Linked DNA regions of Homo sapiens: region 1 is linked to region 2. A link is a loop called in an ENCODE intact Hi-C map of the cell type or tissue named here. Cell type or tissue: heart left ventricle. All regions are shown on one strand. Each heading gives the region's core, and the rest is flanking DNA. Links, peaks and the distances in the headings are about the cores only.

The links. A loop is a pair of places that touch in the nucleus more often than their neighbours do. Peaks named below come from ENCODE experiments on the same cell type or tissue, not always from the same donor. Only the 100,000 strongest peaks of a DNase experiment are listed, where the experiment ranks them.
Region 1: a loop joins it to region 2, with 2.4 times the contacts of the local background. A loop is called at or near these places in 3 of 110 quality-filtered maps.

The regions. Positions count from the first base shown.
Region 1 is chr2:112,008,688-112,019,804 of GRCh38, forward strand. MERTK (MER proto-oncogene, tyrosine kinase) reads left to right here. Exons shown (of 19, transcript NM_006343.3): 15 at 1,261-1,379; 16 at 10,726-10,835. Among named protein-coding and RNA genes, the nearest start is that of TMEM87B, 41 kb to the right of the region's middle. In heart left ventricle, for the core only: no CTCF peak of the experiment used is centred there; no DNase peak of the experiment used is centred there.
Region 2 is chr2:111,948,475-111,965,042 of GRCh38, forward strand. All of the region lies in intron 4 of MERTK (MER proto-oncogene, tyrosine kinase), which reads left to right. It also overlaps the pseudogene SLC30A6P1. Among named protein-coding and RNA genes, the nearest start is that of MERTK, 58 kb to the left of the region's middle. In heart left ventricle, for the core only: no CTCF peak of the experiment used is centred there; a DNase peak (open chromatin) is centred at 6,312; H3K27ac peaks cover 319 bases.

The sequences.
Region 1 (11,117 bases), core at 3,514-8,513, 60 kb after region 2:
CTCAGGAATGATTTGAGTTTTCCACAGAATTCTAGGAGAGTGTGAATTAAATTGTCCTCAGTTACTCAAAGGCAAGACACAGAGGTGGTTGTGTTATAATTTTTATTAATTTAAGGTTATGCATGAGTTAGATAGCAGTGGGATAAAGGTGAAAAAGTAGGCAAATTCCGTAGGTTTATCTTTGAGAAATAATTTATTAACCTGTTTGAAAGTACTGATTTCTTAAGATCATGATACATTGATGATTTCATGGAATATGATTTAACAGTTCCATAGAACATGATTTAACGTAATTTGGCTTTGCAGCTCCATTAGCCAAAAATTACAAAAGAGGAGATTAAGTATGGAGTGGATGCTGTGTAAGTGGCTCTGTCCCAAGAGAGAAGAGTAACCTGGAAATAATTGAATTTTCTGCTGACCTTGGTGTTTTGTTTTTGCTTTGCCATCCTGTGACTGCATACATGCTAAGTTCTTTTGGGATCTTTCAAAGTTTCATATGATTGGCACTGCAGAGAGATGTGAAAATCAATGTTTGTATACAGTATTATGTCAAATAAGCTACTGTTATTCATTCACTGCTATTGGCTTCAGCCGACTATGAGAACAATTGCACTTTGTGATCACACCACAGAGTGCAGGAGCTTTGCAAGCATGGGATCAGGTGATAGCCTCTGGCTCTCAGATTCCATGATAAATGATATTATAGCTTCTCTTTTGCAAAACTGTTAAAATTTAGGGATGTGAATTTTACCTATAGCCCTTCAAAGTTATTGTAATAGTTTAAGCATTTGCAGTGGACTTCTTCACGTGATTAAATATCTATCACATGAAACTAGTTCGCCCTAGTTCAATACTAGTTCAGTATTGACTTTGAGGGTTGTAGCGTTAAGGAATCATAGCCACTGGGGACATTGTGTCTTTCATTTCCTAGGCCTCCTTATCTGAAACAAAAATCTTATGGGGTCACTACCCCTCAGACTCAGTGGAACAGAAATTCCTAGGTTTCTAGATGGCTATACTTGTTACAGTTTAATTTGTGACAGCCCTCATGCCCTCATTAATCTGAAAGGGGGAAAAATACCAGTAGTGGACCCTGTGTGTGTTCCATTTTCTAGAACAGAGTGTGAGTTAGGCGCTCTTGATTTTTTCAAACTGTTAACTTGGTAACACACGGCTTCAGTTTTTCCAGTGGTCCACGAGGGCTTTTCTGGTCACAGTAACAAGGACTCTTTGTAATTGATGCTGTGTTTGTAATTTCAGGTGTGTGTATAGAAATGAGCTCTCAAGGCATCCCAAAGCCCATGGTAATTTTACCCTTCATGAAATACGGGGACCTGCATACTTACTTACTTTATTCCCGATTGGAGACAGGACCAAAGGTAATGATCTCCTTGTGTTACCCCTGAACACTTCTCAGGGCTTATGTGACTTAGCCAGGACAACCAAATCATCTAATCTTGAAAGTGAAGCCAGGAAGGAGAGGACGTTGACTTTTGTTCAGTGCTCCCTGTGTGTCCAGGGTTGAAATGTGGGGTCTATCCTCACAGCAGGCCTGCTCCAGGTATTATTATCCTGCTTTATGGTGGGTAAGTGGCTGCGTGCACAGTCTTATGGACAAAGCCTTACCAACTTGAGTTGGGTGGCCCAGGCTCCTGGTTCTGCACTTCACAACCCTCATGGCCGCATACTCCCCAGAGCTTGCAGACTATGGGAAGGCCATTGAAGGTGGCTCTCCTAAAAGAAATTTTACAGAGCTCATTCTGGATTTCAACCTTTGAAGAAGTGTTGGTGACCAAGAAGACTGCACAACTGACATTCTGAAAACTGTTTGTAACATTTTACTCCCTATGTTGACTTACCCACCATGAGCACTGTGAAGCCCTGGGAATGTTGGATGTAGCTGTAGAGGCAGTTACGGATCATCTAGGAAATTTAGGACCATGGAGACGCTTGCCTTTCTTCAGGGTCAATTTTCAGTATTGACTTTGAGGGCTGTAGCGTTAAGGAATCATAGCCACTGGGGACATTGTATCTTTCATTTCCTAGGCCTCCTTATCTGAAACAAAAACAGTATCCTCCTGTTATGTTTTGTGGACAAACGGTAGACTGCGAGCAGGCGGTGTGTGTCCTGACTACATGCCCAGCTAAGCAGGACGCCCCTTCCTGCCTTGCACGCATCTTCTCTGTTGCAAAAGGCAGCGATCCTGCGGGGTTCTGGTTGGGACACATGTGGGAACAGGGTGTGGCTGGCCTCTGTCAACAGTCATTCTCTGACTGGGCAAAAGGCAAAAGTCACTCCAGATCATCACTGCCCTTAATCACAGCTGTAAGAAACCACAGGTCCTGGGAAGGAACCGAACCACCCAGTCTACACCTTGGCATTCTCGGACACACCCCACCTTTGTCCCTTTAGCTGCCATCAGTATGAGGACCGCTGAGTGCAGTGGTGCAATTAGGAACAACTGCTTCCTTCACTGCATCAGCGATGGCTCCAGGAAAGAATTCTTGCTGCTCTTGCTTGATGGTCTGATGAGTCCACAGGATGAAAGTGCAAGGAAATTAGTTCTTAGGGACCATGAAAACTCACTCCCACTGGCTCTGCAGACAAAACACAGGGGAAAATGTCCCATGCAGCACCAGTGTGGTGGAGTTCTGCACACTCCCCTGTATCTACAAACCTGGGGTGACAGTGGCCTAGGGTCAGCCAGGTCGCTTTTCCAAGTGAAGCAGTGCCATGGGACTCACTCACAAACTATTAACCAAAGGAAGTTTATTAAGTTCTGCCCAGGTGCGGTGGCTCATGCCTGTAATCCCAGCACATTGGGAGGCTGAGGCGGGGGAATCACTTGAGGTCAGTTCGAGACCAGCCTGACCAACATGGTGAAACCCCATCTCTCATGAAAAAATACAAAAATTAGCCAGGTGTGGTGGCAGGCACCAGTAATCCCAGCTACTTGGGAGGCTGAAGCAGGAGAATCATTTGAACTAGGAAGGCTGAGGTTGCAGTGAGCCAAGATCACGCCACTGCAATCCAGCCTGGGCGACAGAGTGAGACTCCATCTGAAAAAAATAAAAAAAACAAGGTTTATTAAGTTCATTAGTTCACTCTGTGAACAAGTGCTGACTCTAAGGTGGGCACTGAGCTCTGGGGACACTGGAGGGAACATGACAGATGTGGTTCCTGCCCCATGGAGCTGAGCTGCTGGTGGTGAGTGAGAGGAGAACAGGAGACAGACAATTGGTTATTCACAGTGAGGGAGCTATGGGCACCAGGAGCACAGGGGCTCAAATGCCCAGTGGGCCAGGCAGAGCCCAGTGGGGGCATAGGGGCAGGAAGTGTGCAAGGTAACTAGACTGGGGGGTGTGGTGTCTGCGCACAGATGCAGAACCTCATGGTGGCAGGGCCAGGACTTCTTCGTTTCAGTAACCTGGAGAATGTTGGCAGATAGATCAGAGGTGGTGATTGGAATATGAAGCCCCATATGCTGTGGGGTCTGCTGTTTAGAAGGAGGGATTGTGCAGAGAAATGTGCATTCCCTTCCCCCCGCCCCCCACATCAGTCACTGAGCATCCTCATGTCAGGGAAGCCACACACAGAAATGTGCATTCACTTCCCCCCCACCCCCACACCCAGTCATTGAGCATCTTCATGTCAGGGAAGCCACATTCCTTCTAAAAGATGTTTGGGCCCCATGTGCTGTCAGAGAAGCTTCTTGTTTTTGGAGTCCCCTCTTCTTGGCTTGTTCATTATAACATCTCTGGATGCAGGGTGCCTTTCAGTTCCCCGGTGGAGGCTGCATGGAGTTGCTTTCTAGTTGTTCACTGAGGGTGAACATGCTCCCTCCATTCATCTTCTCTTTGTCATGAGCGTATCCATCCTCAGGATCAGAAGATGTGTTGGGAATTGGTAGGCCAGCTTGCTTGCCTCAGCAGTGCCCCTAAGAGGGGCAGCAACCCCTGCCCTGAATCCTTCCAGCATGGAGAAACTAGAGAGAAGCGGAACCTCAGACTGAAGTGCCCCGACCTCCGGTAACTTATGAACTTAATAACCACAAGTCACAGGTGACTGATAGAGTTACAGTGAACCATGATGACAAGAATGACAACTGAGGGCCTTCATGGGGGAAGTCGGCTTAGAAAAACACTAGTCCTCATCCCAAGAGACAGGTCCATCTGTAGAAACAGCCCTTTATTTAAAATTTGGGAAAGCTGAAACAAATAGGCAAAAATGTGAGACCCAATTTAGGGTCAGCACATGCTGGAGCCTCCTTTTCCACTTCCAGCTGACGTTGTTGGTATCTTACGCCTGTGTGTGATGGAGGGGAGGGTACTTTTGCTTTGCTTTTTTTCCCCCTTTTACTCTTTCTCTTCTTCCTAGGGACAGCTTAAGTGATCAGGACAGGAGAGTGGCCCCCTTTCTTTTTTCCAGTTCCCCCCTGGCCCCATGCCCACATGTACTCCTGTTCTCTTCCATGAGAATGCACTTGTCTTTCACCAACATGAGTACTAACCGTAGAGACAGGAGGCTGCAGCTGCATCACACAGCTGTTATAAAATCACCGAGACTCTTCCAAAGAGGTGAGGGGCCTAGTCCTACACAGAAAATATAATAGACAGGGCTGAGTATTTTCCTTCTCTTTTTCCCCCAAAAAGAAAGATGATTGCATTATAGGAAGTCTGTAAAAGGATAAAAAATTACCCACAATTCCCAACACCTTAGTACAATTGTTGGCGATTTCAGACATTCATCTCTCATTGTTCACTCAATGCCTACATTTCTCATGGCCTTCACGTCACTACATACACACTTGCCCCTGGGATGACAGTGGCTAACCTTTCTCAAGCATGTAGCATAGGCCAGCCTGTATTTTGTATGTATTAATGCACCAGTGGCACAACAGCCCTAAAAAGTAGTTACTAGTGGAATCTAAGCTGAGGAAACTGAGGCACAGGGGGCCATGGTGAAAGCAGGATTGGCCCCCAGGCTGCAGACTGTGAGCCTTCAATGCTCTTCTGACTGCCCCATTCTGTGTGCACCCCTCTCCAGCAGGGCAGCCCCCACACAGATCCCTGTGAGTGGCGGCACCACATCATTTCAGTGGGTTTTGTTTCATGTTGATGGGTGATTTTACTCACATTTAATTTATGGTACGTTGTATAATTTGGGAGGGGGGTGGTGGCGGGGGGATGGAATTTCACTCTTGTTGTCCAGGCTGGAGTGCCATGGCTCAATCTCGGCTCACCACAGCCTCCGCCTCCCGGGTTCAAGTGATTCTCCTGCCTCAGCTTCCTGAGTAGCTGGGATTACAGGCATGCGCTATCATGCCTGGCTTATTTTTTTTTTTTTTTTTTGAGACAGAGTCTCGCTCTGTCGCCCAGGCTGGAGTGCAGTGGCGTGATCTCAGCTCACTGCAAGCTCCACCTCCTGGGTTCACGCCATTCTCCTGCCTCAGCCTCCCGAGTACCTGGGATTAAAGGTGCCCGCCACCACACCCAGCTAATTTTTTGTATTTTTAGTAGAGACGGGGTTTCACTGTTTTAGCCAGGATGGTCTCGATCTCCTGACCTTGTGATCTGCCCACTTCGGCCTCCCAAAGTGCTGGGATTACAGGCATGAGCCACCGTGCCCGGCCATGCCTGGCTAATTTTGTATTTTTAGTAGAGACAGGGTTTCTCCATGTTGGTCAGGCTGGTCTCAAACTCCCGACCTCAAGTGATCAGCCGCCTCGGCCTCCCGAAGTGCTGGGATGACAGGCGTGAGCCACCGTGCCTAGCTGTTACGTTGTATAATTTTTCTAATAATTTCTTGGGGGTGTGGAAATTTCATGTTATTGTACAAGAGTGCATTTTGTAGCAAAAAAGATTAAAAATACACAGGGCTATTTGGTGGCCCAAATAGTTTTGTCTATTCAAGAATGTTACATAAATGGAGTCATACATTTATAACCTTTTTTTTTTTTCTTTTTGAGACAGAGTCTCACTCTGTCACCCAGGCTGGAGTGCAGGGGCACAATCTTGGCTCACTGCCACCTATGCCTCCCGGGTTCTAGCAATTCTCCTGCCTTAGCCTCCTGAGTAGCTGGGACTACAGGCGCCTGCCACCACGCCTGGCTAATTTTTTTTGTATTTGTACTAGAGACGGGGTTTCACCATGTTGGTCAGGCTGGTCTCAAACTTCTGACCTTAAATGATCCACCCGCTTTGGCCTCCCAAAATGCTGGGATTACAGGTGTGAGCCACTGCACCCGGCCATTTTATAACCTTTTGAGACTGGCTTCCTTCACTCAGCATTATGTCTTTGAGATCCAACCAAGCTGTGTATATCAATAGTTCATTCCTTCTTTATTGCTGTGTAGTATTCCATTGTATGCTTCTACCACAGTTTATCTTTTCACCTGTTTAGGGACATATGGGTTGTTTCTAGGTTTTAGCAATCATGAATGAGACTGCTATAAAATTCATGTACAGATTTGTGGATGAAGTCTTCATTTTTCTAAAGTAAATGCCCAAGAGTAGGATGCTGGGTCATATGGTAAGTGCATATTTAACCTTATAAGAACTGTTTTCCAGAGAGGCCATTCCATTTTACATTCTCACCAGCAGTGTGTGAGAAATGCAGTGCTCCCCATTCTTATTAGGACTTAATATTGTTGCTGGCTTTTCTGGTTTTTCCTTATAGCTGTCCTGATTGATGTAGAGTGATATCTCATCATGGTTTTTATTTGCATTTCCCGAATGACTAATGATGTTGAGCATCTTGCCATGTGCTTATTTGCCATCCTTACATCCGCTTTGATGAGTGTCTGTTGTTCAAGTATTTTGTTTATTTTTTAATTGAGTTGTTGATTTTCTCGTCATATTTTGAGAGTTCTTTATATGTTCTAAATATAGTTCTTTTGTTGGATATGTGGTTTCCAGAGACTGTTTTCCAAGTTTGTAGCTTGTCATTGCATTCTCTTAACACGGGCAAAAATATTTTAATTTTGATAAAGCCCAATTTATCAGTTTTTTTTTAATGAGTCATGCTTTTGCTCTCATGTCTAAGAACTCTTTGCCTAACCCCTAGTAAAAAGATTTTCTCCTATTTCTTTTCTAAAGATTATGTTCTTTTACATTTTACATTTAAGTATATGACCAATTCTGAGTTATTTTTTGTATAGGGTTTGAGATTTAGTTTAAGGTTTGCTTTTTTTGCGTATAGATGACCAATAGCAAAAGACTATCTTAATCCATGAAAAGACTGTCCTTAATCCATTGAGTTGCTCTTGTACCTTTGTCTAAAAGCAGTTGGTTGTACATTTCTGAGTCCTCTGTTCTGTTTCATTAAACTCTGTGCCCATCCTTTGCCCCTATCACATTGTCTTGATTACTGAAGCTTGTTATAAATCTTAAAATCACCCAGTGTGATTCTTCCTACTTTGTTCTACTTTTTCAGAATTGTTTTAACTATTCTGGTTTCATTGCCCTTCCACTGAAACTTTAGAATCAGCTTATCTGTGTCTGGCAAAAGTTCTGCTGTAATCTTATATCCTTTTGAACAAAATAACAAGTAAGGGAAACAAGTACACAACATTTTACTGACTGATGAATAGTTTCCATTTGCAAAAAAATACAAGTGTATTTTCAATGATGGAAAATAACTTTCAAGTATTAAAAAGATAAAAAGGAATGTAGTTTCCTATTTTGTTGCTTAGTAGCCACAGATAAGGTGGAAGACACAAAGTGCATAGACAAACAGAAAAATCAAGCTTTTATTCAGATCTTTTCTTTGCTGCCTGGAATAAATAGCTCCTGCTCCTGCTAGAGCAGCCCAAGACTATTATCAGTGCATTTGATACTGCGATGGCCCAATATCAATGTATTTAAACATGCTTCTCCAGGAGGGCTAGGGTGCTGGACCCATAGTGCCACTCTGCCCAGGGCAGACATTGTCTCTGGAGCTGTGCAGGGCAGACAGGTAGATGATGAGACATGACCCCCAGTTCTCATGGAGATCGATAGTACAAAGGGAGATAGGCTGTAATAACATATGCATCACACAGTGATGTGAGCAGCCTGCTAGAGCTTCAGGGAAGAAATGAGTTCTGACTGGAGAAATGTTTAAAATATTCTACACTGCTGACTGGGTGTGGTGGCTCACGCCTGTAATCCCAGCAGTTTGGGAGGCCAAGGCGGGTGGATCACCTGAGGTCAGGATGTGTCCGGAGTTGGTTCCTTCTGGTGGGTTCTTGGTCTCGCTGACTTCAAGAATGAAGCCGCGGACCTTTGCAGTGAGTGTTACAGCTCTTAAAGATGGCATGGACCCAAAGAGTGAGCAGCAGCAAGATTTATTGTGAAGAGTGAAAGAACAAAGCTTCTACAGTGTGGAAGGGGACTCAAGCGGGTTGCCACTGCTGGCTGGGGGTGGCCAGCTTTTATTCCCTTATTTGTCCCCACCCACATCCTGCTGATTAGTCCATTTTACAGAGTGCTGATTGGTCCATTTTACAGAGTGCTGATTGGTGCATTTACAACCCTCTAGCTAGACACAGAGTGCTGATTGGTGCATTTACAGTCCTTTGGCTAGACACAGAGCACCAATTGATGCGTTTTTACAGAGTGCTGAATGGTGCATTTACAATCCTTTAGCTAGACACGGAGCACTGATTGGTGCATTTACAATCCTCTAGCTAGACAGAAAAGTTCTCTAAGTCCCCACTCAACCCAGAAAGTCCAGCTGGCTTCACCTTTCAAGGAGTTTGAGACTGGCCTGGCCAACATGGAGAAACCCCATCTCTACTAAAAACATAAAAATTACCCGGGCGTGGTGGTGCATGCCTGTAATACCAGCTACTTGGGAGGCTGAGGCAGGAGAATCGCTTGAACCTGGGAGGGAGAGTTTGCAGTGAGCTCAGATCGCGCCACTGCACCACTCCAGTCTGGGTGACAGAGCACGACTTCGTCTCAAAAAAAAAAAAATTCCACACTGCCATCATGGATATCCTCAAAAGAGTGGTAGGAGGAGTACAGTGGAAAATTAAGAGCAGCACACAAGATCAGAATGAGCAAAGACCAAATGATCTGGGAGCATACCTATGTTTTAAGAAAAGCAGATTGTCTCACATGGCAACAGCAAAGCAATGGAAGGATAGGAGGAGGGGTGATAAAACAGGAAAGAGAAGTTGGGGTCAATGTTTAGGTTCTACAACAAGTAGAATGACTTCACCAGCATGTAATACAAAACCCAACTCAAAATGACTTTCAACGGAGATACAGGATCTCATGCAATAAAGCCCAGAAGTAGCACAGTTCCAGAGTTGGCTAGGTGGGTGCTTGAGGAATTAATTGAGAAATTAAAGGGCTACAATTGCATTTGTAGCCCAAGCTATTAAAACAGCTCCTACACAAGAAGAAGGAGGAGGAGAAGAAAGAATTTTCTTAATTTCATTTTCAGATTATTCATCACTAGTATATAAAAATACAGTTGATTTTTGTATGTCCATCTTGTATCCTACAACCTTGCTGAACTCATTTATTAATTCTGCTATACAATTATTTTTTAAGTGACTTTTGGTCACAGTCTCCAGGAATAACAGAAGTGTTCTAGGAAAAAACAGCACAAATGAATAGTACCTGATACTCATTACATCTTCATGAATGACAGCAAGATGCAATATTTCTTATGACCCAAATCCTTTCCTGGAAATCAGTATCTAGAAAACCAAATACCCAAATAATACAGAATAGAGGCATAAAACTTCCATACTTAAAGATTAAGACATTTCATTTATTTATACAGTATGTAATTGACATGTGTCTTGGAGTATAAAATCATTGAAAATGCAATGTCTTTCCAAAATGAGTACCATTTTGGAAAACTCATGTTTGGAAAGGAAGCCATGGCAAATTCAGTGCCTTGGGGAGGGTACATAATGGATGGACCCATTCATGACTGCCAGGGACTTGTGCAAATCCTTTTCTGCAGGGCCATGATTGCACTAAAACACTTAATTACTACATGGAAGTTTTATCAGCAGTCATCCTCATAACTGATTCCAACAGTGGCTGGTTTTCTAACACAGCAATCTAGTTTGATTTTTATAAGCTAGAGAAAACACTAGACTGTTGAAACTTATAGGCAGGGCCTACGGGAGCAAAATGAAAATTCCTGAATATGTACTTGTGGTGCTTTGGTCCTGTGATAATTGGTGAAGACTCTCCTAATTTCTGTTTAGAAGAAACGAGTATCTTTCAAAACATTTCGTAGTAAAATGGTAGCAGATAGGGGTGCCTAATTGGAAACAGCTCATCCTAAGTGGACTTTTCCCCTCCGAAACATTAGACCCCTGACACACACACACACACACACCTCGCCGCTGCTGAAGCCAGACCACCTGTCCCTTTCCCTCCTCTGTGCAATGCGTGTGCTCTGTCCCACTCTGAAGGATACACGGAAGGATCACGTTTGACCTCATACCTTCTAAAAAGAAACAATGTCATTCACTGTAAATACTTTTAAAGATGGGGAAAAGAGAATATGATGTTTGCCAAGAAGTTTAAGGTTTTTCTCATTCCTTTTTAAAAACCTTATTTGTGATATTAGTGATATGGAAATAAAAGATTTGTTTCCTTATTTCATCACTACACTGTAATAAATTAAAGCATCCTTTCCCCCCCCGGCAGAAACTGCTTGCAAGTTTTCCTTTTTAAAAGATAGTCTTTCTTCTTGTTTCCTCTATCATCTAGCATATTCCTCTGCAGACACTATTGAAGTTCATGGTGGATATTGCCCTGGGAATGGAGTATCTGAGCAACAGGAATTTTCTTCATCGAGATTTAGCTGCTCGAAACTGCATGTAAGAGTCCTCGGCTATCCTGGAAGGGTTTGGACCTCATGGTGTTTGGTCTTTGCAGGGTTAGTGAGAGGACCTGTTCCTGTTTAGATAGGCAAGGAAGCTGCAGTCAGCGGGGGATGGTGTGGCTTGCTCCGAAGATGGAAATATGGCTGGGTGTTTGGGAGTTTTCACTGCCTCTGTATCTGAGAGTCTGGTTGGCTTCCAAAGCTTTCCCTTATGACTCCAGTTTTACCTTCACTCTCTCACTCGGTAGGAATGCAAGGTGTGACCCTTGTGATCCTT
Region 2 (16,568 bases), core at 3,478-8,477:
TTGCAGGCTCATGTATCCAACCGCCTCCTTGGCATTGCCACTTGCTGGGTACATAGGCATCTCAGAATGAAACTCTTAACCCCAGACTTGTTCCACTCCAGAATTCTCCATCTTAGTGAATGATATCACCATTTTCCCATCCTTCCTTTTTCTCATTTTTCATGTTGGCATCAGCAGTTCTGTCAGTTCTGCTCCTACAATACATCTGAAATCTGTCTTTTCTCCACCCTGCTGCCAGCACCCTGGTCCGTGTCACTGCCAGCTCTTGCTGTCGCCTCTGCAGTAGCTTCCTAACTGGGCCTTTTTGCTCCCAGCCTTGTCCCCACTCCCAACTACCCTCCTGGGTGGCAGATGACATCACCTGCCTGCTGAAAACCCTGCAGTATCTCCCTTCTGTCTTAGACTGTCACCCAGTCCTTCCTGCCCTTTCCCTAGGGGCTGCGTGTCCTAGCTCCTTCCTATCTATCCAACCCAGCCCCATCCCATGCTCTCCATCCTGCTTGTTAGGCACGAGTCACATTGATTGTCTTTCACTTCTCTAGGCACATCCTGTTCCTTCCTGCCTCAGGACCTTTGCACTGTCTCTTCTATCTGCTTGCAGTGTTCTTCCATCGGCCCTTTGTCCCATGACCCAACTCATCACTTCTTCAGAGAGGCCATCCCTGATCACTCTTAACTGTTTTAGGTCCCCTCAATCCCATATTCCTGTGTACTCCTCCATTGCACTTGTCACCGTCTATAATTACCCAGTTTATTCATTGGGTCTCCTTGTCTAGCTTCTTAGAGAACATATGCTCAGTAAGGACAAGAGCTTTGTCTCTCCCATTCACCTCTGCACTGCCAGTGGCTGAAAAGGTACCTGCCTCCTAGTAGTACTCAGTAAATATTTATGGCTAGGATGGATCAGTAAGTGAATGCCAGCCCCTACCTATTAACTCTGAATCACTTTTCTAACCCGTGACTTCAGGAGGAATGTTATGGTTTTCTCTCCTTCATCTGAGTTTTCTTTGAGTTTTTTTAGGGAATTAAGTAACTTTTTATTCAAAATCAATTTTAAAAAATAGACTCTACCCTTTATAGGATGATCACTCTGAAATCCCATAAAGACTTATTTTCATTGAGGTAAAATTGACATACAATTAAGTGCATAGAATTCAGTTGTACAACTCAGTGAGTTTTCCTAAGTGTAGACACCCATGTAGCTACCACCTCGGTCAAGATATAGAATATTGCCATCACTTCAGAAAGTCCTTCATGATCCCTTCCAGTGGGTCACCATCTCCCATAGGCAATTCTGTTCTTATATCTGTCATCATAGAATAATTTTGCCTGTTCTTGAACTTCAAAAAATGGAATATAAAGTATGTACTTTTTTGTGTCATACATACTTTCCGTGGCTTCTTCCACTCAACATGATATCTTTGAGATTCATCCATGATGTTTTATCACTAGTACATCATCTTTATTTTTATTTTTATTTTCAGAAGGAGTCTTGCTCTGTTGCCCAGGCTGGAGTGCAGTGGCTCAATCTTGGCTTACTGCAAGCTCCACCTCCTGGGTTCAAGCGATTCTCCTGCCTCAGCCTCCTGAGTAGCCGAATTACAGGCACCTGCCACTACGCCTGGCTACTTTTTGTATTTAAGTAGAGACAGGGTTTCAGCATGTTGGTCAGGCTGGTCTCGAATTCCTGACCTTAAATGATCCGACCGCCTCCACCTCCTAAATTGCTGGGATTACAGGCATAAGCCACCGTGCCTGGCCAGTACATCATTTTTTATTGCTGATATAGTACTCTGTTGTATTAATGTGTTAATTTGGTTTATCCATTTGTTTGGTAAACATTTTGGATATTTGTGGCAGTTGGCTATTATGAATAAAGCAGCTATGAATATTTGAGTGCAAGTCTTTTGGAGGACATATGTTTTTATTTTGTCTTGGATAAATGCCTAGGAGAGGAATTGCTGCTTCATATGTTTAACTTTTAAAGAAACTACCAAATGGTTTTCCAAAGTGATTGTGCCATCTTTCATTCCAGCAACAGTGGATGAGAGAGTTCCAGTTGCTCATCGATATGTTTACCAACATTTGATTTGGTCAGTCTTCTTAAGTGTAGACATTTAGTGGATTTGAAATCTAGTAGATTATTGTGGTTTTAGTTTGCATTTCATTTCCCTGATGTCTAATTTTAGACAAGACTTAGAGAAGATTTTAGTGTCTCTTCTTGTGCTTATTAATCAGTCATGTCTCTTTTTTGGTGAAGCGTCACTTCAGGTCTTTTGCCCAATTCTATAAAAATCCTAGAATCCACTTGACAATGTTTACACAAAAATACCTGCTGTGATTTTGTCTGCAATCGTATTGTTTTTATAGATAAGTTTAGAAGAAAAAGACATCTTGACAATATTGAGCCTTCCAATCAATGAATACATTATATCTCTTCATTTATTTAGGTCTTCTTTAATTTCTCTCAGCAATTTTTGTAGTTTTTGTTGTAGAGGTCTTACAAGTCATTTGTTAAATTTTTTTTTATTTTAAAATTGGAATTGTATGTACTTAAGGTATACAATGTAATGTTTTGAAATACATAGTGAACTGATTATTCCAGCCAAGCTCATTAATATAGCTATCTTTTCACATAGTTACCATTTGTGGCGGAGTTCGGGGGGCGGGGAGGGAGGGAGGCGACAGGGGAGGGCATGTAGGAGGATGAGAACACTTAAGATCTACCCTCTTAGCAAATTTCCAGTATACTGTGCAATTTTGTTAACTGTGCTGTACATTAGATCTCTAGAACTTATTCATCCTGTGGACTAAAACTTTCTACCTTTTGACCAAGTCCTCACCCACCTCCACCCACCCTTTTAAACCACGGTTCTATTCTTTGTTTCTGTGAGTTTAACTTTTTTAGATTGCACATGTAAGTGAGACCATGCAGTAGTTTTTCTTTTCTTTGTCTGGTTTATTCACTTAGCATAATGTCTTCCAGTTTCATCCATGTTGTCATAAATGCCAGGATTTTCTTTTTTGTACACGCTGAATAATATTCCCATATATATATATATATATATATATATACCATAATTTTTTAATCCATTTATCTGTTTATGGACACTTACATTGTTTCCGTGTCTAAGCTATTATGAATAATGCTGCAATGAATATGGGACCACAGATACCTCTTTGAGATCCTCATACCATTTCCTTTGGATATATATACCCAGTATGGGAATTGATGAATCATATGGTAGTTCTATTTTTAATTTTCTGAGGAACCTCCAAACTATTTTCCTTAATGGCTATGCCAATTTACATTTTCATCAACAGTGTACAGCCAATCAGAATGCATTAATTTAGTACTTATGTACTAATAAATAGCATATTTGATTTTATTTCCCAATTATTTACTATTAGTAAATAGAAAATAGATTTTTGTATGTTTTATAAAAATAGGGACAAAATCTGTCCATCTCTGTTTGTCTAGAACTTTTCTGTATGTTTTCTCAAAATTAGAAGTGTGTTTTTGTGACAAGATGTGCAAACTATTTTAATACCCAAGGCTGTAGTTTGTCTTAGCTTGGAGATCTGATTTATTTCTAAAAGGTCAGTTACACCCTTACAACGACCACCTATTTTGCATTTCAAGTTCTTTACAATTTAATTTTACTTTTTAAAATTTGAAGCTTTTTTTTTTCTTTGGTAGAGAAGACTTGGGCTCACGTTTTTTTCCAGGGTGTTACGTGAAAATTCTCAAGGTGGACTACTAGGTTTAGCTGGAATCAATCTGACAGTGTTCATATCATCAGTACCCTTTAAAAGAGTCATTGGAATTACATGATGATCTGAAAAGTTTAGGAGACAGACCCAGACAGCAGGGCAGCCTAATCCAATCATCCTTAAAAATCTGAACAGTCAGAATAGAACTGTAGCATACAGCCTGTTGGTCACAGGAACAAGAACTATTTGTTCATTTGCATCTCACCAAATTCTTACATGCACTGATCCAACAAATGAGCCAAAACTTAGGCTCCAAAAATGTTCATTTTCGTCTTCTAAAACTCTGTAAAGTCTATCCAGGGTAGATACCTGTCTGAGTTTGTCCAGCTGACCAGTGCACGGGGTGGTGGAACCGAGTGTTGTTGCTTTCCCACTGTACACACTCATGGAATCCACAGTACCACATGCTGTCAGGGCAATGGCTCCACACTAATCTTCCCTGTTATTGTTCCAGTTTTAGTGTATGTGCTACCAAAGCGAGCACCACCAGTATTTCTTTAGGAGGGATATCTAAATGGGAGTTGAAGGGAAAAGTGAACATATTTTAAATTTTAATACATTCTAATCTCCCTCCAAAAAGGCCTTGCAAGTTGGCAATCTTTTTAGTGGAATATGGTAATATGTGCCCTATATCACATACACACAGTATTCAGTCTTGACTTTTTGCCAGTCTGATGGCAAATACTCTCATCTGTCAGAATATCTGATTTACGCCTCTGCCTGTTTCCATGAGACCAGGGGGGCTCTTGAAGGCAGGAACTGAAGGATTTTTTGGCCACATATTCAGGGGTCTGGTTCAGTGCCTGGAACATGGTAGTTGTAGAAATGACCAGTAGGAGAGCACTTGCGGCAGCATTCACCAGAAGGTGCTTCTGAATGTGGGTGTGCATGATGAATTCACTCTCCATCAGGGGCCATCGGGTACCAAAAACCAAAAACTGAACCATGATGATGGAAATCCTCACTAACATTTCACCAGCTGTTCTAGAGTTTTTAGAGTAGTGACAAATGTGTCTGTAAATGAAGAACTCTTACTTAAACTGCTGAGTCGAAATTCTAGTTTCTAAATCAATACGCAGTATACCGCACTGCTCAGGCAGTTTTCCTATTTGTGAAGGGTTTGGAAAGTGGGGCTGCTGACTTTATTTTTCTTAGTGACAGTATTTATTAAATGCCTGTTTCATAGTGAAGATGGTCTAGCTCATGCTATACAGTGAAGTGAAGGCCTGGAGGAGTAATCATATATTCAAGCCAGAAACCTGAAACTTACCCAGATTCTTCTCTCTCGCCCATCCAACAGTCATCACCAAGATCTGTACATTGTTCTCTCTTTTTTTTTTGTTTTGAGATGCAGTTTTGCTCTGTCGCCCAGGCTGGAGTGCAATGGCGTGATCTCTGCTTATCGCAACCTCTGCCTCCAGGGTTCAAGTGATTCTCCCGCCTCAGCCTCCCAAGCAGCTGGGATTACAGGCACCCACTATCATGCCCGGCTCATTTTTGTATTTTTGTAGAGATGGGGTTTCACCATGTTGGCCAGGCTAGTCTTGAACTCCTGATCTCAGGTGATCCACCCACCTTGGCCTCCCAAAGTGCTGGGACTACAGGCGTGAGCCACTGTGCCCAGGCCCTGTACATTGTTCTCAAATGTCAATTGTGCTCATTTCTTCCTCTGCCCTTCCACCACCATGGCCTTAATTCAGGCTTTCCTGGTTCATCGCCAGGACTGTTGCTGTCACCTCTTACCTGTGGTCCAATCTTTCTCGTTCTCATCCCCCTACCCCACCACCATAGTGAGTGATGCTCCACCTTGTGATTAAAGAGGTTCTCCTAAAATACAGAGCTTCTCATTCCTGGCATGACTCCCCACTACATGCAGGTTAAAATCTACCATTTTACCCTGAAGTCTGAGACCCATTGGGGCTTCAGCCTAACTTTCCCACGGTCTCCGCCTGCCTCACCTGCAAAGGCACCTGCTTGTGAGACCTGATGAACTTTTCGCAGGCCCATGAGCGACTGTGCCTTCTTGCCAAGCTGCCTTCTCATTGTCTGGCAAACCCCTGTTCACTTGACACACAGATCACGGCTCTCCTCTGAAAACCTTCCTGGTCACCCCCTTGTCTGTATATTCACAAGGCCTCTTCCCCATTGCATTGAAGAACAAACCCTCTATCTATTTGTCAGGCCTCCAAGAAGACTTACTAATCAAGTGATTATTATGTATGATTTATTAGTTAGGTTAGCCCCATCACCCAGCACAGTGCCTGGCACATAAGAACTATGTGAATGAATGAATGAACTAATGAGCAAACAAATGAATTACAAATAGTCCCCGAGTTTTAGGTCCTTTCACTGGGACAAAGGGACATCATGATAATGAAGTAACTTGTATTTATAAAATTATTTTTACATTTAAACTCTTATCTCTTTTCTCATTTATATCTCCAGCTGGTCCTGTAAAATTAATAGAACAGGATCTTTAATGTCCATTCTGTAGACCCAAAGGGCTAAAACAAGTCCAGGGAGGAAGGGCGTGGGGCCCAGGCTGCTGACTGTGGGGATTGTGCTGGGCTCACAGGGGTTACTCTCAAAAGTCAGCTAGTTGCTGACTGTTCCCTTGTGTCTGCGTTTTGTAACATTATAAAAGAACTACGTAAAAACTTATTTTTAATTAATTTTTTTTTAATTTTGAGGAAGCTTTAGTTTGATACCTGAGTCCCTTCCAGTAATTCATGTATGAGGAACTAGGTGCTGAGGTCAGCTTTGGGGGGCCTTGTGCAGAGTAGCTGCCCCTGACATGCTGATGTAAATAAAGCAGTGAGTGTTCCCAGGGGACGCCATTCTATCTGAAATTGACCCCTAAGTAAACTTTGCCGACCCCTTCTACTGAGGGAATGCTAAGTGGTTTAAATAGCCGATTGTTTGGACTGCTTTGAGCAAGCATTGTTTATGGAACAGGAAGGTCATATGCCTTTTCCCTCTTGATACAAGTTTTTATTTTTCCTCTGTGTTGTATGAGCTTTCTTTAAGGGACATGAAAAGAAGTACTTTGTCTAAAGGACATTATTCTGAGTGAACAAAGCCAATCTCAAAGGTTACGTGCTGTACAATTCCATTTAGATAACATTCTCAAAAGGACAAAATTTTGCTAATGGAGAACATATCAGAACAATTTCAGGGGTTAGGTTTGGGGGTAGGATGTTCTATAAGGGGGTAGAAGAGGGAGCTTCTTTTTGGCAATGGAACAGTTCTGTAGCCACAAATCTGTACCTGTCATAAAATTGCATAAACCTATACACTCATTCTTCCCCCCAAAATAAAACAAAGCAGAAACTGGTAAAATCTTAATAAGGCCTGTGTTTTAGTTAATAATATTGTACCAAAGTCACTTTCCTGGTTTTGATCATTATACCATGGTTATGTAAGATCTTATCATTGGGTAAAGCTGGGTGAAGGATGTACAGTAACTCTGCTATTTTTGCAACTTCTTGTAAGTCTAAAGTTATTTCAAAATAAAAAGTTTCTTTTTTAAAGAATTTTATCATGGGCAAAACCAAATCCCAAAATAAAGAGCAGAACTGCAAAGAGCTTTAGCTTCATGGTGTTCAATGGTGGAGTGCTTTATAAGTTAGTGGGTAAGCATGTTCTCACTCATAGGTGGGAATTGAACAATGAGAACACTTGGACACAGAAAGGGGAACATCACACACCGGGGCCTGTCATAGGGTGAGGGGAGGGGGGAGGGATAGCATTAGGAGATATACCTAATGTAAATGACGAGTTGATGGATGCAGCAAACCAACATGGCACATGTATACATATGTAACAAACCTGCACATTGTGCACATGTACCCTAGAACTTAAAGTATTAAAAAAAAAAAGTTAGTGGGTAAGAGCTCTAGCTTTGGCATGTAGACTGATGCCACTTTGCTGTCATGTATCCCTGGGCAAGTTACTCAACTTCTGTATATAAAATAGGGATAATAGCAGTGTCTACTACATAAAACATTTATGAGGTTTCAGTGAAATAATGAATGTAAAGCCCTTGGTACCAGGATTGCCTATAGGAATGATTGAAATGCTACCTATTATATTTTTTGTGTTGTTATTTTTATATGCAATAGTTACTAACTCATTGTCAATTTTGACCTGCCTTTCTGTTAACAGTGGTGGGCTTGCGTTGATCTTTCAGGCTTTTCTTTTTTAAAAAATACACATTTTATATTTAAATCCACATCTAGGAAACAGCTAAGCTAGCTTTTGTTTTAGTTAGCTGGATATAATTATTAATATCCTTGTAATAACAGAAACAACAGTAATAACTAGAATTTATACAAATTAGTTCATAATGCCCACAGTACTTTCTGTAAAGAATTACTTTGAATCACATAGCAAGCTGTGATAATTAGGCAGTTTTGTTGTTGTTGTGTTTAGAGACAAGGTCTTCTCTGTCACCCAGGCTGATGTGCAGTGGCGTGATCTCTACTCAATGTAACCTCAAAACTCCTGCACTCAAGCAAATCCCCCTACCTCAGCGCCCCAAGTAGCTAGGACTACAGGGATAAGAAGCTTTTTTCAAATTTTTTGTAGGACGGGATCTCACTATGTTGTCCAGGCTAGTTAGGCATTTTTAATACCCATTTTACATATTAGAAAAACATTTGGAGCTATTAAGAGACCTGCCTTCTTTTTTTCTTTTTTCTTTTTTTTTTTTTTATGTCACCCAGGCTGGAGTGCAGTGGCGTGATCTCAGCTCACTGCAAGCTCCACCTCCCGGGTTCACGCCATTGTCCTGCCTCAGCCTCCCAAATAGCTGGGACTACAGGGGCCAGCCACCTAGCCCGGCTAATTTTTTGTATTTTTAATAGAGGTGGGGTTTCACCGTGTTAGCCAGGATGGTCTCGATCTCCTGACCTCGTGATCCGCCCGCCTTGGCCAGTGCTGGGATTACAGGTGTGAGCCACTGCGCCCGGCGAGACCTGCCTTCTTAAGGTCTATTCTCCATGTGGCCGCTGGAGCAATCCTGATACAAGTCAGATCATATCAGCCCTCTGCTCAGAGCTCTGGGTTTTCTACCCAACTCAGAGAAAAAGGCAAAAGGCCTCTCCCACATGTTGCCTCTGCCTAGAACCTCCCCAGGCCCCCGAGTATCAACTTGGCCCATTTCCTCACTCCTACTCTTTCCTCAGAGGCCATTTCTCAAGGAACCACCTCTGATACCCCCCCGCCCATCATTTAAAATTACAGCTTGCTTCCCCACCCATCCTGACCCTCTGATCGTCTTCTGTTTTTCCATAGTACTTATCACCTTCTAATATATCATACATCTTACTTATCAAGGTTATTATTTATTGCCCATTTCTCCCCCTGAAAATGTGAGCTCTATAAGGGTGGGGATCTTGGTTTTATTCATGGATATATCCCAAGTTTCTGGAAAAAATGTCTGGCTTGTAGTACATACTCAGTAAATATTTGTCAAGTCGATGAAAGCAGAGCAGATAGAGAGGTCCAAGTTAAGAAGCTACCTCACTTATGCAGCATGATCTTCCATTTGTTGCTTCCTTTGGTAGAAAGATGGACACTAGGGAAAAAAGAAAAAGAAGGGACAGAATTGTTTATCTAGTTAATTTGCGGGATTGCTTAATCCAGAACTCAAAGAACTGGCTCAACTGTGCTCTTAGGAGTTGCTCCCTCAGCAATTCGGATTGTCCTTCTCTCAAGGGAACATCCTGTTACTGAATGTTCCTTAAAAATATCTGTCAGAGCTGTGTCATAAATATCTTTTCTCAAACCAGCAGAGGACCAAGCAAGAGGGGCGTGAACCATCATAATGGAGTTGGGTGAAAAGGAGAAATTGCTCTAAGAGGGACGACCTACCCACTAGAAGAGGAGTTGGCTCAGGAGATTGTGGGGGTTCCAGTGCCCGGGGCCATTCAGGATAGAGTGGGTGGGAGGGTGGAGACTTAGGGAGTTGGATGCTTTTTCTCCCTGGAAAGTCACAAGGGTTTGGGGCTGTAAATGTCAAGGTCTATTCCAGTCTGGTAGTTACTGTTCATCCACACAGAGAGAACTGGCGAGTGAGAGGGAGCTGTCTTCTCCTAGTGTACACTCATTGCTATGGTCAATCCAGGCTTATAAACGAGTGTCTAGTTGGGAAGCCAGTGCCATTAAGCCATTAAAGTTTAGCTGAAAAATTAAGCAAAGAAGACTATATTTGGCCCTAAGTGCTGTCTGGTTTTGGAGAAATTTACCTTTGGTTTGAACTAGTTTCCTCTTCTCTCTACTGGTATCTCTTTGGCCTATGGGCACCAACCACCTGACCTTGTACACTGTTTTAATACATTGTGTGGTTACTGCCAGGCAATTCAGACTTGGTGTAGGTGTCTTGTGCTAGGACATTTGCTATAGATTGTTTTTTTGACCTTGGGTGCACTATGAAAAGAAACACACAGGAGAAATGACTGTCCATTTGACCTGAAGTCATGTTCTGTGATAATGTTTCCCTTTCAGCATTAATAAACCTGTTAGGACTAAAGATCACTGGGCCTGAAATCTGCTACTATAGGATCCTACTATAGGTTCTATAACTGGATAATGGATCTCAGTGAAATAAACCTCCGGTTTTACCACAGGGCTGGCTCTTCCCCTTATGACAAGTTTGGAATGTAATTTTGTAGTTTGTATTCAAGGGTTTCCTAAGAGTTTTGATAATAATTGAAGTCAAATGACTAATTTTAAACTGCCAATGTCTCCTCCAATATATAAAAAAGGTAAGTTAGTAACTCCCTGTATCTTCTGATTGAGCCAAGGCCAATTTTTCTAAATATAAGCCAGGTTTTGCAAGTTCATGCAGCCTGGTGGTTGAAATGGGCATATCACTTGGGAGCTTAGGATCTGGAAGGTTAAAAGTGATGCCAAGGCATGAAAATCAAAGTGTTAAAGGCCTCACTGTGAAACAGTGATCAGCAGAGCATGGACCCCTTAGTGGGATCAGTGTCTCCATCCTCATCCTATATGTATCTTCTTTCTTAAAATCAATGCTTGACAACGTGCCCAAAGTCCAGTTACTTCGCCAGTTCTCCCTTTCCACCTCCCTATTTTCCTTTCATCTCTTCCTTGCATTACAAAAGAAAAAAGACCTCTCTTGCTTGTCTGGAATCACCACTATGAAGCATCAGTTCTCAATGCTTTGGTCTCAAGATCCTTCGTTTGTTTGTTTGTTTGTTTCTTTTTGGTTTTTTGTTTGTTTGTTTTTGTGTGTGTGTGACAGAGCCTGACTCTGTCGCCCAGCCTGGAGTGCTCACTGTAGCCTCAACCTCCTAGGCTCAGGTGATTCAGCCATCTCAACCTGCCAAGTAGCTGGGAATACAGGTGCATGTCACCATGCTCAGCTAATTTTTGTGTTTTTTGTAGAGATGGGGTTTCACCATGTTGCCCCAGGGTGGGGCAACTTCTGGACTTGAACTCTCGAACTTCTGGACTCAAGCAATCCTCCTGCCTCAGCCTCCTGTAGTGCTGGGATTACAGGAGTGAGCCCACTGTGCTTGGCCTCAAGATCCTTTTACAGTCATAAGTTATCAAGAACCAGAGTTCTTGTTTATGTGGGTCATATCTATCTATATTTACTGAATTAGAAATTAAAACTGAAAACTTTTAAAACACAAAAATACACAAGCATACACTTCATTGGCTAATACATCTATGCTATGGCATCATCATATATCATATAGCCTCTGGGAAATTCTTTTGGAAAATTCCATCATATATTCCTGAGATAATGAGAATTAAAAGAGCAAACAATATATTATTATTATGAAAATAGTTTTGACTCTGAGGACTACAGAAGGGGTCTCTGGAATCCCCAGAAGTCTCTTGACCATATTTTGAGAATGGTTGCTGTGGTGCATTGTCTTGGGGTTAAGAAATTTCCAGAGACAGAAAATTCCAAATTTTGGCTGGACGTGGTGGCTCACGCCTGTAATCCCAGCACTTTGGGAGGCTGAGGCAGGTGGATCACCTGAGGTCAGGAGTTCAAGACCAGCCTGGCCAACATGGTAAAACCCTGTCTCCATTAAAAATACAAAAATTAACCGGGCGTGGTGGTGCATGCCTGTAATCCCAGCTACTTGGGAGACTGAGGCAGGAGAATCGCTTGAACCTGGGAGGCGGAGGTTGCAGTGAGCCAAGATCATGCCATTGCCCTCCAGCCTGAGTGACAGAGCGAGTCTCAGTCTCAAAAAAAAAAAAAAAAAAAAAGAAAAGAAAATTCCAAATTTTGTCCAGCAAAGAAATTGCTCTTCCAATAAAGTTGTACTTATGTTTAAGAATCACTTACATTGTTTTGATTAATTGCATCCTAATAATGAGTATAATCAATTCAGAAGAAAATATTTTTGCAATTTCAAGGTATATATATGTTTTTGTTGCCAATAAGTTCCCATGGTTTAAGCAAAAACTTTCAAATGTGTACCATTAAGATGAAATTCTTGGGGCTGGTAGAAGAGTCATGGTGGAAAACTTGCTGCTGGGGAAGAGTCGTTACAGTGGGTGTTGGTGTCAAGATATTCAAGGTACCTCAAATTACATTTTTTGAAGATGTTTAAATTACGAAAAATTTAAGGATGCAAACTTCAAAATGTGTCAGAGTCCACGTATATTTTTCAAAATTCTCTAGGAGTAATACAAGCAGAAGATATAAAGACCCCGAGGCAGAGTATCACAGGGATCCTTTTATAGATGTGTGTGTAATGGGTGTGAGAGAAATATTCCTCCTCAGTGCAATAAATATTTTCTAATTCACTACACAAACTAGTAGCAGTTTCATGCCTCACTTGAGAAGAAGTGACCAAAATATGAAAGTAGATGGCTTCTACCAGGAGTTTTTGTTTCTTAGCACTTTAAATTTTCTTTCTTTTTTTTTTTTTTTTTTTTTTTGAGATGGAGTCTTGCTCTGTCGCCCAGGCTGGAGTGCAGTGGTGTGATCTCGGCTCACTGCAAGCTCCGCCTCCCAGGTTCAGCCATTCTCCTGCCTCAGCTTCCCGAGTAGCTGGGACTACAGGCGCCCGCCACAACGCCCGGCTAATTTTTTTGTATTTTTAGTAGAGACAGCGTTTCACAGTGTTATCCAGGATGGCCTCAATCTCCTGACCTCCGCCCGCCTCAGCCTCCCAAAGTGCTGGGATTACAGGCATGAGCCACCGCACCCGGCCGGCGTTTTAAATTTTCAAGAGAATTTAATTAAGCAATCCAGCTTAGGGTTTCCTCCCATCTGAGGGAAGTATTCCTCGTCTTTGAAAATTAAGATACTGTGAAGTAGCAGTCAAATCCTCTCCATAATACCATGTTATTTTTGAAGAAATGAAAGGTTACCACCGAATCATAGGACAGAGATGTATGGGTTTGCTTTTCCCTGAGGGACCCGTGTGTAGTCAGGGAAACGCAGACACTGGTGACAACCTTCCATCTAGATGGAAAATAACAAAAACCCACCAGCACTGATTTTCTTTTTTATGCACATTTAACCCCTCAGGAGAAGCACTAATATAAAAAGGATCAGACATGCATTTTTTCTACAGCGTCTCTCAGTCACAGCTCTCTGCCATGTAGTGACCACTTGGCTGCAGCCGGGGCGCAGTCGTGGCCATGCAGACATCCGACCAGGAACAGCTTTTCTAGGCTGATGCCTGCTGTGCTTCCCTCAGCAAGTTTTTTTCCCTTTCATTCTTCAAATATTTTATTACTGTTATTAGTGATAAGCTTTGAGTTTAAAAATATCTGATGGAAAATTTCCTACACATGTAGACAGAAGACACAAAATAAGCTTTTCTGCCAAGAAGCAAATGGTGGCATATTTTCAACAATTTTATGAAGATACTACTGTATGTCAGATGATGTTTCTGTGTGCCACAGATATAGAAGTTTCCAGATTCAACTACATAGTAAATACTTGTATAGTTGTAATTCTAAAAAATAACCATTCAGGTCGGGTGTGGTGGCTCACACCTGTAATCCTAGCGTTTTAGGAGGCCAAGGCAGGTGGATCACCTGAGGTCGGGAGTTCAGGACCAGCCTGGACAACATGGTGATACCCCGTCTCTACTAAAAATACAGAATTAGCCGGGCATGGTGGCAGGTGCCTGTAATCCCAACTACTTGGAAGGCCGAGGCAGGAGAATCACTTGAACCTGGGAGGTGGAGGTTGTAGTGAGCCGGGATTGCACCATTGCCTGGGTGATGACAGAGTGAGTCTCGACCTCAAGAAAAAAAAATTTCAAATTTTAGGATTGTTTTAGACTTATAGAAAAACACTGGGGATAATACAGTGATTTCCCATAAACCCCACCCCCACTTTCCCCTATCGTTAGCATTTTACATTGGTGTGGTGCATTTGCTACAATTGATGAACCAATACGGATACATCATCATTAACTAAGGTCCATACTTTAGTGATATTTCCTTAGCTTTTTACCTCCTGTCCTTTTTCTGTCCCAGGATCTCATCCAGGACACCACATTGCATTTAGTCATCTATGTCTTATTAGGCTCCTCTTGGCTGTGACAATTTCTCAAACTTTCCTTGTTTTGAATGACCTTGACAGTGAAGGGGTGGGTTGCTCCTCCACACCTGTGGGTGTTTCTTTTTAGGTGGAACGAGAGACTTGGAAAAGAAAAAGACACAGAGATAAAGTATAGAGAAAGAAATAAGGTGGCCCAGGGGACCAGTGTTCAGCATATGGAGGATCCTGCCGGCCTCTGAGTTCCCTTAGTATTTATTGATCATTCTTGGGTGTTTCTCGGAGAGGGGGATGTGGCAGGGTCATAGGATAATAGTGGAGAGAAGGTCAGCAGATAAACACGTGAACAAAGGTCTCTGCAACATAGACAAGGTAAAGAATTAAGTGCTGTGCTTTAGATATGCATACACATAAACATCTCAATGTCTTAAAGAGCAGTATTGCTGCCGCATGTCCTACCTCCAGCCCTAAGGCGGTTTTCCCCTATCTCAGTAGATGGAACATACAATGGGGTTTTATACGGAGACATTCCATTGCCCAGGGATGGGCAGGAGAGCAATGCCTTCCTCTTGTCTCAACTGCCAAGAGGCGTTCCTTCCTCTTATACTAATCCTCCTCAGCACAGATCCTTTACGGGTGTCGGGCTGGGGGACGGTCAGGTCTTTCCCTTCCCACGAGGCCATATTTCAGACTATCACATGGGGAGAAACCTTGGACAATACCTGGCTTTCCTAGGCAGAGGTCCCTGCGGCCTTCCGCAGTGTTTGTGTCCCTGGGTACTTGAGATTAGGGAGTGGTGATGACTCTTAACGAGCATGCTGCCTTCAAGCATCTGTGTAACAAAGCACATCTTGCACAGCCCTTAATCCATTTAACCCTGAGTTGACACAGCACATGTTTCAGGGAGCACGGGGTTGGGGGTAAGGTTACAGATTAACAGCATCTCAAGGCCGAAGAATTTCTCTTAGTACAGAACAAAATGGAGTCTCCTATGTCTACTTCTTTCTACACAGACACAGTAACAATCTGATCTCTCTTTCTTTTCCCCACAGACAGGTTTTAGGTATCACTGGTCAGGTGTTTTGTAGAATGTCCCACAATTTAGAACTGACTGGTATTTTTTTCATCATTAGCCTGGGGTTTTTTTGTTCTCGGGAGGAAGGCCATAGAGGTGAAGTGACATTTTCATCACCTGTTTCCAAGGGTACATTCTGTCAACATGATATAGCACTTGATCATCTGGCTCAGGTAGTTTGTCAGTTTCTCCACTCAAAAATTTTCTTTCTTTTTTTTTTTTGCTCTTTCCATAATGTACTTGTTGGAAGGAGTCACTGTATGCAGCCCATTAAGGAGTGGGGAGTTATGCTCCACCTCTTTGAGGGCAGAATATCCAATAAACTATTTGGAATTATTCTGCAAGAAGGTTTGTCTATTCTCTCCAATTTATCTAATTATTTGTTGATATCAGTAGAGACTCCTGGATATTTTTTTCTTCTTTGGGTTATAATCCAAAGCTACTTTATTTTCCTGCTCAAATTGTTCCAGCTTTGGCCATTGGGAACTCTTTGAGTTAGCTGCTGTGTCTCTTTGACATGCCCCATCATTGTCTCGTGTGTGTGTGTGTGTGTGTGTGTGTGTGTGCGCGCGCGCACGCGCATGTGTGTGTGTGTACGTTGTGTGTTGTGTTTGTTTTATATTTTACTCCAGACTTATATATTTCCTGCTCCAATCTGAGAATCAGCCATTTCTCCAAGGAGCCCTGGTTCCATTTATTGGAGAATGGCATTAGAAAACAAGATCTGGCTAACTTGTCTTCCTATTTAAAATTAATAAATCAATTTTTTAAAGATGTCTTCAAACCTCTGAAATGATAGAATTTTTCATTTAGCACTAGTGTCTTCTCTTCGATTAGTTATAACGCCTTGCATTTATATGATGCATCCTTGTGAATTGACCAGTTTTTACTATTAAAAAAGGATTCATTACAACACATCATCTGAGATTTTTAAACTGTGGCTTTTATTTTGCTATTTCTGGTATTCTGAAATATGCATAGCATAGTGGCCCTGTATGTACTGGGGGGTTAGGCAGCAGGATCAGGTGAGCCTCAGAACCCACTTTCCTTGATATTGGGGCTAGCGATTTGCAGTAAAAATCTAAATGATCCTGCTTTATTACCTAATGTCTCACCATTCAGGATCTGAATAAATGAAAGCAGCTGCCTTTTGGGCCCATGGCTACCTTGCTCTTGGTGCCTTGGGTTTAATCCCAGGTTTGTTTCTCC